2 separate regions of the Homo sapiens genome follow, and region 2 is linked to region 1. The links are chromatin loops, found by intact Hi-C in ENCODE. Cell type or tissue: K562. All regions are shown on one strand. Region 1 holds the start of LOC112267865 (a long non-coding RNA gene). Region 2 overlaps PAH (phenylalanine hydroxylase).

Region 1 (8,000 bases):
TTTGTGTATTTTCAAATAGCCTGTCTTCAAGCTCACTAATTCTTTCTTCTGCTTCGTCAATTATCTTATGACTGTAATACATTCTTCAGTATGTCTATTGCACTTTTCAGCTTCAGAATTTCTGCTCAATTCTTTTTAATTGTTTTAAATTTTGATAAATTCATCCAATAGAATTCTGAATTCCTTCTCTATGTTATCTTGAATTATGTTGATTTTCCTCAAAGCAGGTATTCTGAATTCCCTGTCTGAAAGGTCACATATCTCTGTCTCTGCAGCATTGGTTCCTGGTGTCTTATTTAGTTCATTTGGTGAGGTCGTGTTTTTCTAGATGATCTTGATACTTGACCATCTAGTTCATTGGTGTCTGGGCATTGAAGAGTTAGTGTTTTATATAGTTCTCACCATCTGGGCTTGTTTGTAGTAGTACTTTTTGGAAAGGATTTCCAGGTATTCTAATAAATTTGGATATTGTAATCCAAGTTTTTGATCACTGCGGCTGCATTTGCAACAGGGGAAACTCCAAACCAAGTAATACTGTGGCTCTTGCAAGCTTACAGAGGTACCACCTTGGTGGTGTTGGATAAGGTCCAGAAGAATTATCTGGATTACCAGGCAGAGACTCTTGTTTTTAATCCTTACTTCCTCCCAGATGAATAGAGTCTCTCACTCTGTGCTGAGCTGTCTGGAGCTGGGGGAGCAGAGCAGTGACACAAGCACCCCTGTGGTCACCACCACTAGGACTTCACTGGGTCAGATCTGAAGCCAGCACAGCACTGGATGTAGCCCAAGACCTGTGGCAACTACTGCCTGGCTACTGCCTATGTTCACTCAAGGCCCTAGGGCTCTACAATCAGTAGGTGGCAAAGCCAGCCAGGGTGACACATTCTCCCCAGCCTTAGGCTGGTCCAGAGATGGAAGCCCATACTGCAAGTAGGGTATTAAACACCTAACTCTTCAACATCCAGGTGCCAGAGCCTGGAGTTGGAAACCTTAGGAAACTACCTGGTGCTCTCTTTTACTGTGGCTGAGCTGGCACCCAAGCCACAAGACAGAGTTCTTCCCATTCTTCCCTCCCCTTTCCACAAACAGAGGGGTCTCTCACCCTGGCTACCACTGCCCCAGACCCACAGGGAGTACTGCCAGGCTATCACTGATCTTCACTCAAGGGCTAGGGGCTCTTCGGGCAGCTTGTTGTGAATGCTGCAAGGTCTGGGACTCTCTCTTCAGAGGAGTGGGCCCCCTCTGGCCCAGGGCAGTCCAGAAATGCCATCCAAGAGCCAAGGCCTGGAATTGGGAACCCAAGAGCCTGCCTGCTATTTTACCCCACTGCGGCCAACCTCATACCCAAGCTCCAAGACTAAGTCCCCTTTATTCTTCCCCCTCTGTTTCTCAAGCAGAAGGAGTCTCTCCTCATAGCCACCACAGCTAGGAATATGCTGGGTCACACCTGAAGCCAAGGCCCATGGAATATACTACCTGGTTACTGTTGCTGATCATTCAGGGCCCAAAGGTTCTTTCCATGACTGGGTCCTTCACTTCAAGGTAGTGGGGTCTCTTCTGTCCCAGGATGTGTCTAGAAATGTTGTCTGGAAGCTAGAGCCTGGAATAGGGACCTCAGGACTCTGCCCAGCACCCTATTCTACTGTAGCTGAGCTGATATTCAAGTTGCAAGACAAAGCCCTCTTTATTCCTCCCTCTCCTTTCCTCAAACAGAGGGAAGGAGTCTCTCCTGGAGCTGTGAGCTGTGCTGCCAGAGGTTGGAAGAGGGGTGAGACAAGCACTCCCTTGGCAACCCTTGCTGGGGATTCACTAGGTCATGTGCCCCGCAAGTCCACTGGCTCTGAGCCCAGCATAGCGTCAGGACTTGCCTGGGAATTGCAGTCTTTGTGGCCTAGACTGCCTTTTGAGTTTCTTTAGTACCCAAGAGCTGTTTAGCCCATGTTGGTGAGACTTGCAAGAACTAAACTTTTGAACACTAGGATGGGCAGTTCTCCTCTGGCTAGGCCTGGTCTAAATGCTCCCTCTGTGGGTGCTGACTGAGTTCTGCCTGGTGTTGCTTTCCACTATGGCAGGGCAGGACAATGCCAAGTCCCACAATCCCTTTGCTGTCCCTTACCGAAGCACACAGATTCTCTGTCCATGCCATGCGTCCACTGCTGCTGGAGTGTTGGGGTGATGGGGGAGGAGTTGCATCAGCAATTCAAGACTGTCTTTTCTACCTTCTTAGGTGTCCCTTTCAGTGATATAAAACTAAAATAGCGTACTGTGATGGCTTACCTGATTTTTGGTTCTTATGAAGATGCTTTTTTGTGTGGATAGTCACACAATTTGGTGTTCCTGTGGGGAGAATGATAGGTGAAGGCTTCTATTCAGCCATCCTGTTCCCCTGTTCTGAAAGGTTTTGTAGAGGAGCAATAGGGTATGTGATACTTTGTAAAGATCTCTTTGTCTGGGGCTGTAATATAAAGTTCCATTTTTTTATGTTCTGATGCCTTTTATACGTGTGACTGTGACATTTAGTTAGATCATTCTGGTGGCAGTGAAGAAAAAGTATTTGAGGGAGATTAAACTAAAAGCATGAATACCAGCTGGGACAATACTGAAGTAAAGCAATGATATAGTAATAGGGAGGAAGAAAATGATTTAAATTCAGATGGATTTTTCATTATGTACATTTGTTTATATTATATACATACTAAATGTGTGTGTTTGTGTGTGTATATGTGTGTGTGTGTCTGTGTGTGTGTATAATTGTTAAGACTTGGTGGTTGTGGAGTGCCTGTGAGAGAGTGGTGAGAGTATGGCATGACCCCAGGATTTTGGTTTGACTGTGTGGGCAGATGGTGCTAAACCCTGAAATATAGAACACAAAAGGAGGGAACGAGTTGAGGGAATAAGCATGATCTCAGTTTCAAATATGTTGCCCTTGATACATCCATGGAATATTCCAGTAGCAATGTTGGTCACACCAGTTTCAGATCCCAGGGAGGTCAGTCCAGAACCAAGAATTTGAGAGTCATCAGCAGAAGAGGTGGAAGCTAAACTCTAAGGGCAGCATATGTCATCAAGGAACTTGACACTGGGGATGAGAAACTAAAAAAACTAAGTACTGAGAAACAAAGGATCAGAAGGATAAGAACCATGGTAGTCAAAGGAGGAGAGAATCTCAAGAAGAGATGAGTGATCAGCAGGGCCAGATGCATTGAGATGATCAAATAAAGTAGGACCTGATTTATCTTTTATGTGTAGCAAAATAGAGTCGGGGTGACTGTATTAGTCTGGGTTCTCCAGAAAAAAGAACCAGTAAGAAATTAGATGTAGATGGACATGTATTTCAAGAAATTAGCTCGTGTGGTTATGGAGGCTGAGTCCCAAGATCTGCAGTTGACAAACTGTGGACCCAGACTACAGTTCCAGTATGAGTCTGAGTCCAAAGTTAGGAGAAGACTAGTGCCCCAGCTCCAAGACAGGTAGAGAGAGTAAGTTCTCCCTCACTCATCCTCAGTCCCTCAACAGATTGGATGAGCCCTACCCACAATCTTTACTCAGCCCCCCTCATCCAGAAAGATTCCCACAGACACACTCTGGGTACTCCAGAGGGAAGAGCAAGAAATAAATGAAACTGTGGGTGTTGACTAATGTTCAAAAAATTTGTCAGAGGGCTGAAGGTGGTCACAAGGTCAGAGAGTGTATCAGCCTTTTTTTTAGGATGGGAAGGTACGCATTTTATAAGTTACAGGTTTATGAGTTAATCAATCAAACTTTCCTGAGTTGGGGGGAGACCAGATTGGAAGAAATAGAGCTCAGGAAAGGAGGTTGGAGAGAGGTAGGGCAGAAGTGAGGATGAGGAAGAATCAGAGGATGAGGCTACATATGGGAATGGAAAGTTAAGATTTCCAAAGTGGGGCTCTTTTGGGTAAAGACAAAGCCCAAGATGCAGACTTGCAAGGGGTGGCTGAAGAGGAATGGAGGTTAAGGCTACTGGAGTGGAGAAAGTCAAGGAAGCGAAAGGCTCCGGGGCTGGGTAGGTTGTTCCTGTGGATCTTTTCTTCCCGCTGCAAGTTTCTGACCATTCTTCAGGGCCAGTATCAAAGGCCATCTTTGTAATAACTTACTGAGCCTCTCCTCCCCCTCAAGTCACTAGGGCATCCTCTTACCCAAATAAAGTATTAACATATTTACATGGCTAGTTTAACTTCTTTATCAGAATATATTAGTTCTTCATGAGTCTGAGTAATGGAGACTGTCTTATCACCCAGAATACCTCTAGAGAAATAGTTCTTTATCTTTAGTATACAAAAGGACTTCCAGGTAGCTTGCTAAAAGAGCCAATTTGCCAGATTCTGATTTGGTGGGTCTGGGATAAAGCTTCAGAATCTGAATATTAACAAACATCTCAGTTATCTCTAATGGGAGTATCAGGGGAGAACGTCATTAAGTCCTCACGATGCTCTATGGTTGAACCAAATTGTATGGAGAAGAATTAATGGAATAGAATCAAGTAGTCCTGAATGAATCAAGTTGCAAATGTTCGCAGTCCCAGCTGCAGTTTGCGAAATAACCGGCAGGTGGCGAACGACCCACACAACTCGCAGAAATTACAGCTTCTCGGGGTCCCAATTCCTAGACCCAAAACTGCCCAGGAGTAGAGGAGAATCCTATTTCCCAAGCAATGCTGTCGGCGACAATGGTGAGTTTCATCCGTTTGCATGTGCATCCTGAGGTGCCAATGGCCGATCTCTTGCCCTAGTCCCCAGGGCTAAAGTCATGCTGACCCAATGACATTGCCTTCTGGCTACCAAGAGCCATAATCCTGGCACCAGCAAGGACTGGTCTCACTGATGACATCATTTGCCTAATGAAGGTTCTTATGGCAGGAGGGCAGTGGGAGAAGAACAGCAAACCAAGTTCGTCTATTCAAAGAGAGGAATGGTTGCCACTAGAGGATCATGTGGTCCACGCCTGTATTCTCTATTTAGTCAGAATCAGAGGGGAGGCATCTTACTCAACCCTCTCATTTTATAGAGCCTGAGAGACGATGAGCAACTTGCCAGAGGTCACAGAGGTAGAAAGTTTCAGGATTTTCTGGGATCTGTCTCTTTAAGTGACTTGCCTTTTCATTGCACCTAACAGTAACGTGTCAAAGGGTGTGTGTATGTTGAAATCATTAGTGTCTGCTCATGAATTGTTATATAGGAGAAGCTTAGGGGTGACCATCTGGTTGGGGAAGAGGGGCTGGATGACATTAGGATGTGTTTGCATAACAAGTCCACCACTTTTACCTAGATTGTGTATTTATTTGGGGTGGGAGATGCAGGAAGGTGGGAGTCCAAAGAGAAGGGACCATGGGGAAGAAGATTCTCCATGGTTGCCCCCACCGCATGTTTTAATGGACTTTCTTATACATCTGCTTTAATGTCTACTAAGTCACAAATGTATTGAAGGCACTCATTGTGTCTTATTCCCCTCTGATTAGGTTTCATAGTTATTTGATGAATCAATGAGCATGTCAGCCTTGATCATTTTTAGATCTGAACAGTATTTTCTAACATCTTAGATGATTAGCATATACCTCCTGTTATCTATTTCTGTCTGTTTGTACTTATTTAACACATATCCAGTGTTTACTATGTGCACTGTTGTCAGCATTTTAAAAATATCAACTTACTTAATCTTGTCTTTGTTGCTGTTTCCTAAAGAGTCCATGAGAGTGAATATCTACTATTAGAAATCCTTCTCTTCCTCTCTCTTCCTCTTCCTCTCAAAAGGCCTGAAAATCAGTTACTGGTCCCTGCCCGTGCTGCAAATACTTGGCCTAGGGAAGAGTGGTGGGGAGGGATGAAATAGTTAACTAGCTGACCTGGGGCGCACAGTTTCCCTGGCAGATGCCGCGCTCAGGCTGCGGCTGCTTCCTCCTGAATCTGTTAGGAGTACACTTTCCCTTTGCCCTCGGGGCCAGCGTCCAGGTTTGCCACGGTGGTGGAGACAGCTCCAGCCACGAAGCTGATTTATAGGCCAGAGCATTCCCAGGCCGCACCGCAAGGAGTCGGGCTGAGCTTGGACTTTGGGAAGGTGGTGATGGACACAGGACACGTGGCCACACAATGGGGACACACGACTGACCTCAGTCACTTCGGTAAACTGCCCTTGCTTTCCGGAGGCGGCAGGAACGTTTCAGGAGCTCCAAGGCTCTAGGCGCCTGCATTCCTCGCCCCAGCCGGTAGTCTCCTAGCCCTGTTGAACGCAAGAGCATCCAAGGGCGCGCAAGTCCCCAAGAGCTCTCAGAGGTTCCTGACCCTGAGCGTTAAAGCCCTTCCTCGCGGATGAGACCCTTGGTGCGTTCCACCCGCTTGGGGGCTGAGACTCGCCAGGACGCACTCAGAATGAACTTTCCGCGCAGGTCAGATATAGGCACCCAGGGGTTTTGTGACGTCACAATGCCGTCTGACCCGGTGAAAGGCAAAGGAAGGGTCAAAAACGGATAGTGTGTGTGTTGTGGCTGAAGTGGGGGCATGTGAGAAGAGGGAAGTCCGAGGAATGGGGGAAGGGATTTGGGGACATGAATTTGAGAAGGAGCAATCAAGTTTGTGCGTGGGGGGGGAAGCAGGATTTTTTCTTCTTCCCTCCTATATGCAAACTGTCACTTCGGGTTAGCGTGAGCCCTTATCTGGCTCATTAGCATGAGCTGTGGCTAACACGCTTAAACCCTCTAATTATTTATTATGCCGTCACGGGGCGGATTGCAACCCCACCCCGGGGCGCACTTTCGGGAACCTGCAGAGCTGGGCACCGCACGGGGGCCGGAGCACAGAGCCTGGCCCCGCTGCGCGCTACCAGGGAGACTCCTTACGGCTCAGGAGTCCCACAGGGTACTGTTCTGAGGGTCAACGAAGCAGAGTTGTTGGGGGTCTATCTGGAATGGCTTCTCACCAACATTCATCCCCAGGGTAGTAGTACTGAACTCGCCTGGTGAATCTACATAGCACCCTAACTTCTCCATTAACAACTCCAAAGACGGAAGTTGGAGCCAAGAGGAACAGACTTTGCAAAAATAAAAACAGAAGCCAAACCTGGTGCAAAGGGTTGGGAATTGGGCTGAGTAGCATGTTGGGTACACCTTCCAGAAGAACCCTGGGGAGAACCTAAAGTTTGCTGGAGCCCTCTTCCCCACCCCCGAGTTCCAAGAGGATCCACAAAGTGGGGGTGGGAGATTTGATGGGCTGAAATCCGGTCACTCACGTCCACGGTTCTATTCAGAAAACAGTTTCAAAATAAGTTAACCTCTGTAGGGCATTTTTCCCCCTCCCCTTTAAATTGTCCCCCCTTCCCCCTCCTTCTTCTCATTTGAGTCTGTTTTATGTTCCCCTGCGTTGTGCCAACTATTTTATCTTTATTCCTTCTCTTTCTCTCTTGCCATTCATTGCTTTTTTTGTGTGTGTGGCTTCTCCGGCTGATGTGCGGCTCGTTACCACCCACTGCACACTTGCTCCTGTAGCTGAGGTGTTTCTATACAAACTCCAGCGTCCAGTTGTCATATTAATTATTACACTGAGTAATGACTGAAATGGTCAAAATAAGGGGAGACTCAAGAGCGCTTTTTCTTGCGGCTCAAAGATTCAGCAAAGAAGCCGTACAACAAAGCACTAATTGGTCCCCAGAAACACTCTGACAAGGCATGGAAGATAGGTTTCATAGAGCCCTTCGATTGTGAAGGGGGGAGAGCTCTGAATGGACTCCACGCTTCTTTTCTAAACTCTCTTGCTGAGCAAAAAATGGACCTCTGTTTGAATACTGCCCTGATCCTTGAATACTACACCCAGCAGAGAAAAAAATGCACCATTTATTGTAAGTTTTTTTTTTCTTCTCCAGCTATTCAGGGGTTCTCTGTGAAGAATCAGCTGGTTTTGTTTACCATGAAAGACCTTTACTTTATTTTCATTCTTGGAGGAGGTGGGGAGGAGGAGGGAAGGAAAGCCATGTGCCTAGACAGAGAGGAGCTG
Region 2 (8,000 bases), 64 kb before region 1:
ACTCAATACCATGCTCTGTTCATTTGGTGAGGAACGTGGCTTCCCGCCTTGTCACCTACACTCCTCCCCAAGCTCTCCTTCCTCAGTGGGTCCAGCATTTGCGTTGTACACTGAACCTCTGTTGTCAGTGCCAAGAATGGGAGTTGTTTCCCACCCAGGTTTGCATGGGCTTGAGAAAGGAATCAGCACTTTAGAGTCACCCAGGGCTCAGCATCTTCTAAAAGATCTTTCTTGCTTCTCCAGGACATTGCCACCAAGGGGTTTCAATGAATGGCACCCACCTGGACAAGGGGGCCTGACTCTTTCCTCTATGTTCAGGACCATGGATAATCTCATCCCCACACTGCGGAGGTAGCCTGCCTCCACTCATTCATCATCTCTCTTTTGCCTGGGAATCGTTCATAATTCTGGCAGTAACTGCTGCCCCCAGAAATAAGGCAGAACAAGTCCTTTCTTGCTGCAACCCCTTCTTACTTAGGGGACATTTAGAATGACCAAAGGAGATTCCACAAATATGTACTGAGCACCTCCTGCGTACCAAGCACAAAGCATTGTGGGGTGCATACAAGGGAGTCACCATCCTAGTGGTGCTTACATTCTGGCAGGGACAACACGAGATAAGCAATAAATAAATGTAAATACATGACAATGTCAGGAAATTCTTGAAGAAGAAGAATAAAGAAGCATAAGGAAATGGAAAGTGATGGGGATGCTCTTTTTTAAATTCTTTTTAAAAAATTCCATCTTTATTGGGGTATAATTGAACAATAAAAAATGCATATATATTTATAATATAAAATTACAATTGCATAAAATTGTATAATTTATATTTACATAATTATATTTGTATATATTGCATATATTTTATTATTTATTAATTTAATTTATTTATTTGAGACAGAGTCTTGCTCTATCACCCAGGCTGGAGTGCAGTGTTGTTGTCTCGGCTCACTGCAACCTACGCCTCCCGGGTTCAAGCAATTTTCCTGCCTCAGCCTCCCAAGTAGCTGGGAATACAGGTGCGTGCCACCACACTCGGCTAATTTTTGTACTTTTAGTAGAGACAGGATTTCGCCATGTTGGCCAGGCTGGTCTCGAACTCCTGACCTCATGATCTGCCCACCTCGGCCTCCCAAAGTTCTGGGATTACAGGTGTAAGTCACTGCACCTGACCTATTGCATATATTTTATATAACACATATATATTTATATTATAAAATTATAAATACAATGTAATTATTTAATAAATGCATACATCATGGTTACCATGATCAAGTTAATGAACATATTCATCATCTCATGTAGTCATTTTTCCTGTGCGGGTATGGAGTGGGACAAGGACACTTGAGATCTCTCTGAGCAAATTTCAAGTACACAGTAAAGTGTGATTAACAATAGTCACCATGCAGTACATTTGACCCCCCAGTACTTGCTCATCTTATGACTGAAACTTTGTACCCTTGACCATCTCCCAATTTCTCTCATCACCCTACCCCCTGGCAACCACCATTCTACTCTCTGCTTCTATAAATTCAACACATTTTGAATTGGATATAAGTGAGATCAAGCAGTATTTGTCTTTCTGTGTCTGGCTTATTTCACTTGGCATAATGCTCTTAGGGTTCACCCATGTTCTCCCAAATGACAATATTTCTTTTTTCATGGCTGAATAATATTCCATTGTGTGTGTGTCAGGAGGGTATCGCATTTTCTTCATTCATCCACCTGTTGATAGATATGTAGGTTGTTTCCCTTGGCTGTTGTGAATAATACTGCAATGAACAGGGGGTGCAGATATCTCTTTGACATACTGATTTCATTTCCTTTGAGTATATACTCAGACATGAGATTTCTGGAAAGTATGGTAGCTATATTTTAATTGTTTGAGAAACTTTCATGCTGTTTTCCATAATGGCTGTGCCAACTGACATCCCCACCAGCAGAGTACAAGGGTTCTCTCTTCTCCGCATCCTTGCCAACTCTTACCTCTTGTCCTTTTGATGTTAAAGACAACATGCTATTTACTATGAAATCCTCTGCCTCTAGACCCCAGAGGGAAGACCCTGGTGACTTGAAATTGCCTTGGCATGGCTCAATGAAATCTGGGATACTCAGGATCTGGCCCTAGTCCAGAGTTGGTTTCCTATTTGTGTCATGAATAGTCAGTCCAGCAATGGTTAAGAGTCTTAAAACAGCCAGACAGCCCAGGTTTGAATCTTATCTCTGCATTTACTATCTATGAGCCCAGGAAAAGTTATTACATCTCTTTGTGCCTCACTCTTCCTATCTTTGAAATGGTGATAATAGTAGTACTAGAAAGTATTGCTTTATAAGAACAACATGATGTTAAATGAGTTAATATGCGTGATTTATGGAAAACAATACTGGCACATAGTAGACAGTATTACTGCTCAGCTGTGAGTTACATATGTGTGTATGTATATATACACATACACGTATACACACATACTATATATATCTGTATATATATGCATATATATACACTATATATATATATATATATATATATATATATATAAAATTTTTTTCTACTGTATCCTTAGCTTATCATAGCAGAGAGCAGAGTGGAAAGTTTTCCAGCAAGCCTAGAAAGTCTCTACCACTTATTTCGTTGTGTAACTGGCAAGTGTCTTATCTCCTGGAGCCTTAGTTTCCTTATTCACAAAATGAATTAAAATGCTCTTTCCGTATTATTGGATGAATTAAATGCTGCAGCAATATGACACATCTTAGCACAGTGGCCCATAATATGTGTTTTATCAATGTTAACCATTAATATGACAAAGATTTTAATGATGATGATTAAAGGAGGAGGAGGAGGAAGAAGAGGAGGAGGGAGGAGGAAAGAACAGAGATTGGGATCAGGAAGCTGGTTCTCTGTCCAGCTTGGGTATTAAGAGGTTTCTAATCTTGGGCTTTAGTTTCTGTAACATGTGGGTATTAGATTTATCGGCGCAGCAAACCCTTTTGAGTTTCATATTCAGAGACCTGTGGGATCCTCTGAAGGGCTGAGGCTGGCCAGATGATACTTGAAAAGTCAGCTCCACTTCAATCAATGTGTCAACCTCATTTATTTTTCAGAAGTACAGTCACTACATTTGTTCAGCTCCCAAATGCACAGCCTCATTTTCCTTTCTCCTCCCACCAGAGAAACAACATTCTTCCCCACAGACCTCAGTCAGGGTGCACCACCTTGACTCAGGGCTGTGCAGGCTGGCTGGCGCTCAGCGAACGCCAGAGGGCAGCAGAACCAGCATATTTCTAGCTCTGGGTGACTTTTTCCTTCTCCAGAGGAAAATTCTTATCGGGCCACCTGGCTTCATTCAGCCCTCTTGGTAGGAGAAACAAGACAAAATAAAACAAAACGAAAACAAAAAATTTGAAGAACTTGAGAAAGTTGCCAAGACTCAGAGGATTCAAGTCTTTGTAAAAAGAAGACAAAGATCAAAACAGCTCACCACATCCCAGACCTCTGAGCTCTGCACCTTGTCGCAGAGGCTGTGAGGGACCCCGAGGTAGCACTGCGAGGCTGCAGGGTGCTCACCTGAGTCCAGGGGCCTTTGGTGGCTTCAGGACCCCATCATCTTCAAGAAAAGGTCCAAAACACAGCCAGGCCAGAGAAGTGGCAAAGCCTGGGGACTCATCATACACACTTTGGAGCCAGACCACCTAGCTCCAATCTCTACTTTGGAACTTTGTGCAAATTACTTAAGCCCTCTGTTCCCTAGTTTCCCATTTACAAAATAGCTATACTAATAGTACGTCCTTCAGAGGGTTGATGGGAGGATTAAAATGAACTCATGTATGAAGAGTTCTTAGAATGGTGTCTGGCACACAAGTGCTTCTAAGTATCTGATAGTGGTATTATCATTATAGAAGGACAAGTGAGAAAGGGTGAGAAGCTCTGGTGCTCACTTCCTCCAGGCAGCAGCCCAGCTCCACATTTGATCTATTCCCTTACATAAAGTTAATGCCCTTGGGTGCAGCCTATTTGTCTTCTAGGGTAGGATGAGGACCCAGGTCAGACCTAACCATTAAGAGAAATTCACCAGCTGTCATGTTGGAGAGCAGGGACAAAGCCTGAGGAACAAGACCAGGGAGAGGCACCTGGGTGCTGGGTGTTGGGGACTGGGGGTCGATCCCTGATGTGGCTCACTTCCCAGCTTGCAGAGTTGTGAAGCAGGCAATGTGAGGACCTCAGGAGAGACCACAGAGGACCCCAGACAAACTCAGTGCCGAGCCTTGACACATGTGCTGACTCTTTACATTGTGCAAAGGGTGTGCACATCCTGGGTTTGAAGCCAGCAGGTCTGAGTTCAAGTCTCATCTTTCCCACCCACACAACATGGAAGTCTGAGCAAACTACTTAATTCCTGCGTCTCTGGCTTTGCATCTGTGAAATGGGCAAGGTGCTGAGCACTTGCCTGCCTCCTTCTTTGGGGTGGGAAGAAACTGACCCAAAACAGGTGCATCTGTGGCATCAGTCCTTGCACCTGAGCCTCATAATAAACTCCAGAGTTGCTTGTCTGACTAAGATAGTGGTCCCAGAGGCCACTAGAGGCCAAGCCAGTCCATGCTTATGTCTCTAACCTCTGCACCTGGGCTCTTCTGATTTTTCCCAGGCAAAAAGGTAGGACTACCCTTTTTCCTCTAAAGTTACATTTTCTTGAGCGCTTATTATGCACCAGATACTGTGCTAAGTGCTTTACTTTCATCATCTCCTTTAATTCGCAAAACAGTCCCAGGTGGTAGACATTATTGCTGTTCACTGATGAGCAAATAGGCTCAAAGAGACAAAGTGATTTGCTCAAGATCACTGAGCTAGCTGAGCCGAAAGAACAATTTTGCAGCCGATGCACTTCACCAAAAAGCAATGCTGGGCTTAGAATAAAGGTGTGGTGGTGGTGAAGGGGTGCTTTTAAATTTTAGATTCCTTTTCTCCCACCTTGAGAAGGAAAGGAAGCGTGACAAACTAAGGCTCTAAAGGTGCTTGAAGAAGATCCCTAGGACAGCCTTGAGTCTGCCCCATCCTGAGCATCCCTGGATTTAGGGATAGTCACTTTTTAACCTAAGTTCTCTTCACATACCCCTTATTTTCTTTAGTGAAGGCTGCAGGTCCCTTCCCCCTACCCGGTCTCTCTCACAAAGCTGGAAATAGAGACTGACCCCAGCGACCCAGGCCTCCGTTTTGAAAAGTTAAATCAGATTAGCTCATTAATGGCCTTGCCAAATACCTCGGCCGGTGGGCTGGCCTCTGTGAGCCCCTTAACAGCCTCTCCGGCGGGCGGCTGGGCTCCGCGGTTAATGAATGACTTGGGCAGGCTGGGGCAACAGAGGCCCTCTGTGGAGCGGAGGCACCCGGTGGGGGCAGATCATTAATAAATATTGATTTGGCTCCAAAGGAAGCAGCCCGCTGGAGAGCTGGCCCTGGACACCCACGTAGTGGTCCCATTAAGTCGGGGTCAACTGCTCAGCCGGGACGCCAAGGGGTGGCTGGCTCAGGAGCACCACTGAGCAAAAGACCCCCCAGGCCTGGCCAGAGCCTGCTTCCTGGCCAGTGGGTCAGAGGAGGCCCATTCAATTTACAGCAGTTCAAGGTGCAGGCTGAGTCCAATCTTAGCCCCTCCCTCCACCCGATGTTCACCAGCCCCAGGGGTTAGCCAGCAAGGCACCCAGGCTTGCCTCCAGCCTGTCTCAGAGAGAGCAATAAATCCTGGTTTCTTGGGTCTGAAATAGAAGGCTGTTTTCACCACCTCCTCCCAGGCTCCCGGATGTCTCCTCTTAGGCAATGGCCTCCAGCCCCCCAGAGAAGCAGTCCCTGTGTGCTGATCTCCACAGCTCCCACAAAGGAAGAAGAGATGGCATGCCAACATCCTGCAGGAGGAAGACTTTTGAGGGTTTTATTCTTCTCTTTTAAGTAGCTTCTACTTTCTTTCTGGAGAAGGAATGCTCTTCAGGAAGCTCTTGGCAAGAATGATGAGCCAAAGGCTGGCTGATGATGCCCAGCTATTACCCTCTGCCTCCTGGAGACAGCAGTGGTCAGAAGTCAGGAGTGGTGATTTTAGGACAAAGCATCTGTTCTCTCTGTTCACATGGAAAAATAAGAATCCCCAAACCAGATGAATAAAAGGGATCTCACACATGAAGTAAAGAGTGAAACTGTGCTTAATAAGCGGAGGGAGTGAGTGAATAGATATGAGTGGAATTATGAATAAATAAAATAACCTGTAGGGCTATTTATTCCAACCACCCACCTAAATTACAACTACCCTCCCAATATCCTTTTTAAGATACTATGTATCTCATAAACATTATCCATTGGCAGGTTGGCCCCCATATCCCCAAATATCTAATTCTGTCTTCTGAGAGCTCACCATTGCATTGAGATCTGGTTACCTGTCACTGACAACCCTAGTTATGGTCAAGCAACATTGGGTCAAACAGAAGACATCTAAAGCCTCCTCCATGTATTGGTTATGTCACTCCAGGAGCACTTATTTGGCCCTGCTCCCCTTCTTCTCATCAACTGACCCCACGCCTGGGCTCAGTGCCTTGGTGCACCTCCTAAGACTACTGAGGCATGCCATCTTCTCTATCATTGCCATGTATTATGCCATGTAGCCACAACCTACTAGATTACAAAATGCATGGGTCTAGGCACCATGTCTGTCTTTTTCACTATTGCATCCTATCATGTGGCTGACACCGAGTGGGCACTCAATCAATATCGGTAGCATAAATGATCAACTGAATTAGGAGATAGATGTGAATGAGAGAGGAAGTTGGCAACGCTGACTCTGTGCTGTTTGAGAAGGAGTAGTAAGAGAAGGAAGAAAATCCCAACAGTCAAGGTTTTTAAAAAGTAAGGGCCACATAATTCATAACATGCTAAGGAAAGAGAGAATTCCTGGGGGATATTTGTATCAAATGCTACAAAAATGTCGAAGAGGATGAAAAAAAGAGAGGCTATTGGTTTTGAGTATTGTCAGAATGGTACAAGAGAAAGGAAGATGAGAAGAAAAAAGGGAAAGAAGAAAGAAGGAAGCAAGGAGGAAAGAGGATGGTGGAAGTAGGGAAGGAACGAGGAAGAAAGAAGGGAAGGAGAAAGAAAAGCTGCATGAAAAGCTGACCTTCTATCTCATATGCCAGTGCCATGTGCAATCTAGCACAAAGTCAAGTGGATGATGTTAAGCACAAAAAATATTTGGAAATGAGAGATCATTCACAGGGACCCTCATACAATCCCACACATGAAGTTGTCTCCGTGGCTGCTAGGTAAGCCTGGCTTCAATGAGGTGGTGGCTGCCACCAACTCTTTATATATTATTATTGGCCTGCTAAGTGTCTATGTCCACGGAGCTGGTGGTGACAAGTGACCTGTTATTGGCTGGGGTTATAGATCATAGAGAGCTCTCCCTATTGAAACTTAAGGATGTCTAAGATCAAGGGCCTATTCAACTCAAGCAAGTCCAATTTGATCTTTCAAGCACCCTTATGCACAGGGTACTCCACATAATCCCCTCCATGAGCCACAGGAATTGGGAGAGTGGGTCTTTGCTCCATTTCACAGATGAAGGAGAAGCGGTCATCCATCTGGAAGGGTGTCAGATGGAATTCAAACCTAGCTAGTAGTGTACAAAATGGAGACCCAAATCCTGGCTCTTGACTCTAAATTCATGGCCCTTAGTGCATCACGACAATACTCCCTCAATCCAGCATGATGGCAAAGTGATATTTAGTTAGTCATTCCATGTCCTTTTACTTCCTTCTTCAATTGAGAGAACACACCTGTCACACAGAGAAAATGTATTCCCAGTCTAAATTTTTCTACCTTTCACAATCTTTTGGACTGACCCAAATGGCATTTCACGGTTGCCTTTGTTTATCAAACTTCAGGAGTTTTGGGAGTTTGGACTTGCTCAACCCTAAGATTCATTGTGTACCCTTATGAGAGACTTAAGGGTAAGTTTACTTGTAAC

What was found. Peaks named below come from ENCODE experiments on the same cell type or tissue, not always from the same donor. Only the 100,000 strongest peaks of a DNase experiment are listed, where the experiment ranks them.
Region 2: it touches region 1 in a loop (3-fold over the local background); 10 of 110 quality-filtered maps call a loop at or near these places.

What each region holds. Positions count from the first base shown.
Region 1 is chr12:102,944,466-102,952,465 of GRCh38, forward strand. LOC112267865 (a long non-coding RNA gene) reads right to left here and starts at 6,380. Exons shown (of 4, transcript XR_945280.3): 1 at 6,124-6,380; 2 at 5,669-5,815; 3 at 2,278-2,337. It also overlaps a transcript of PAH not described here. RefSeq lists enhancers at 5,488-6,415, 7,024-8,000. In K562, a CTCF peak has its summit at 4,561 (motif pointing right); a DNase peak (open chromatin) is centred at 4,556.
Region 2 is chr12:102,880,138-102,888,137 of GRCh38, forward strand. The region is part of intron 3 of PAH (phenylalanine hydroxylase); the gene reads right to left. All of the region lies in intron 2 of LOC124902999 (a long non-coding RNA gene), which reads left to right. Among named protein-coding and RNA genes, the nearest start is that of PAH, 33 kb to the right of the region's middle. In K562, a CTCF peak has its summit at 3,245 (motif pointing right); a DNase peak (open chromatin) is centred at 3,254.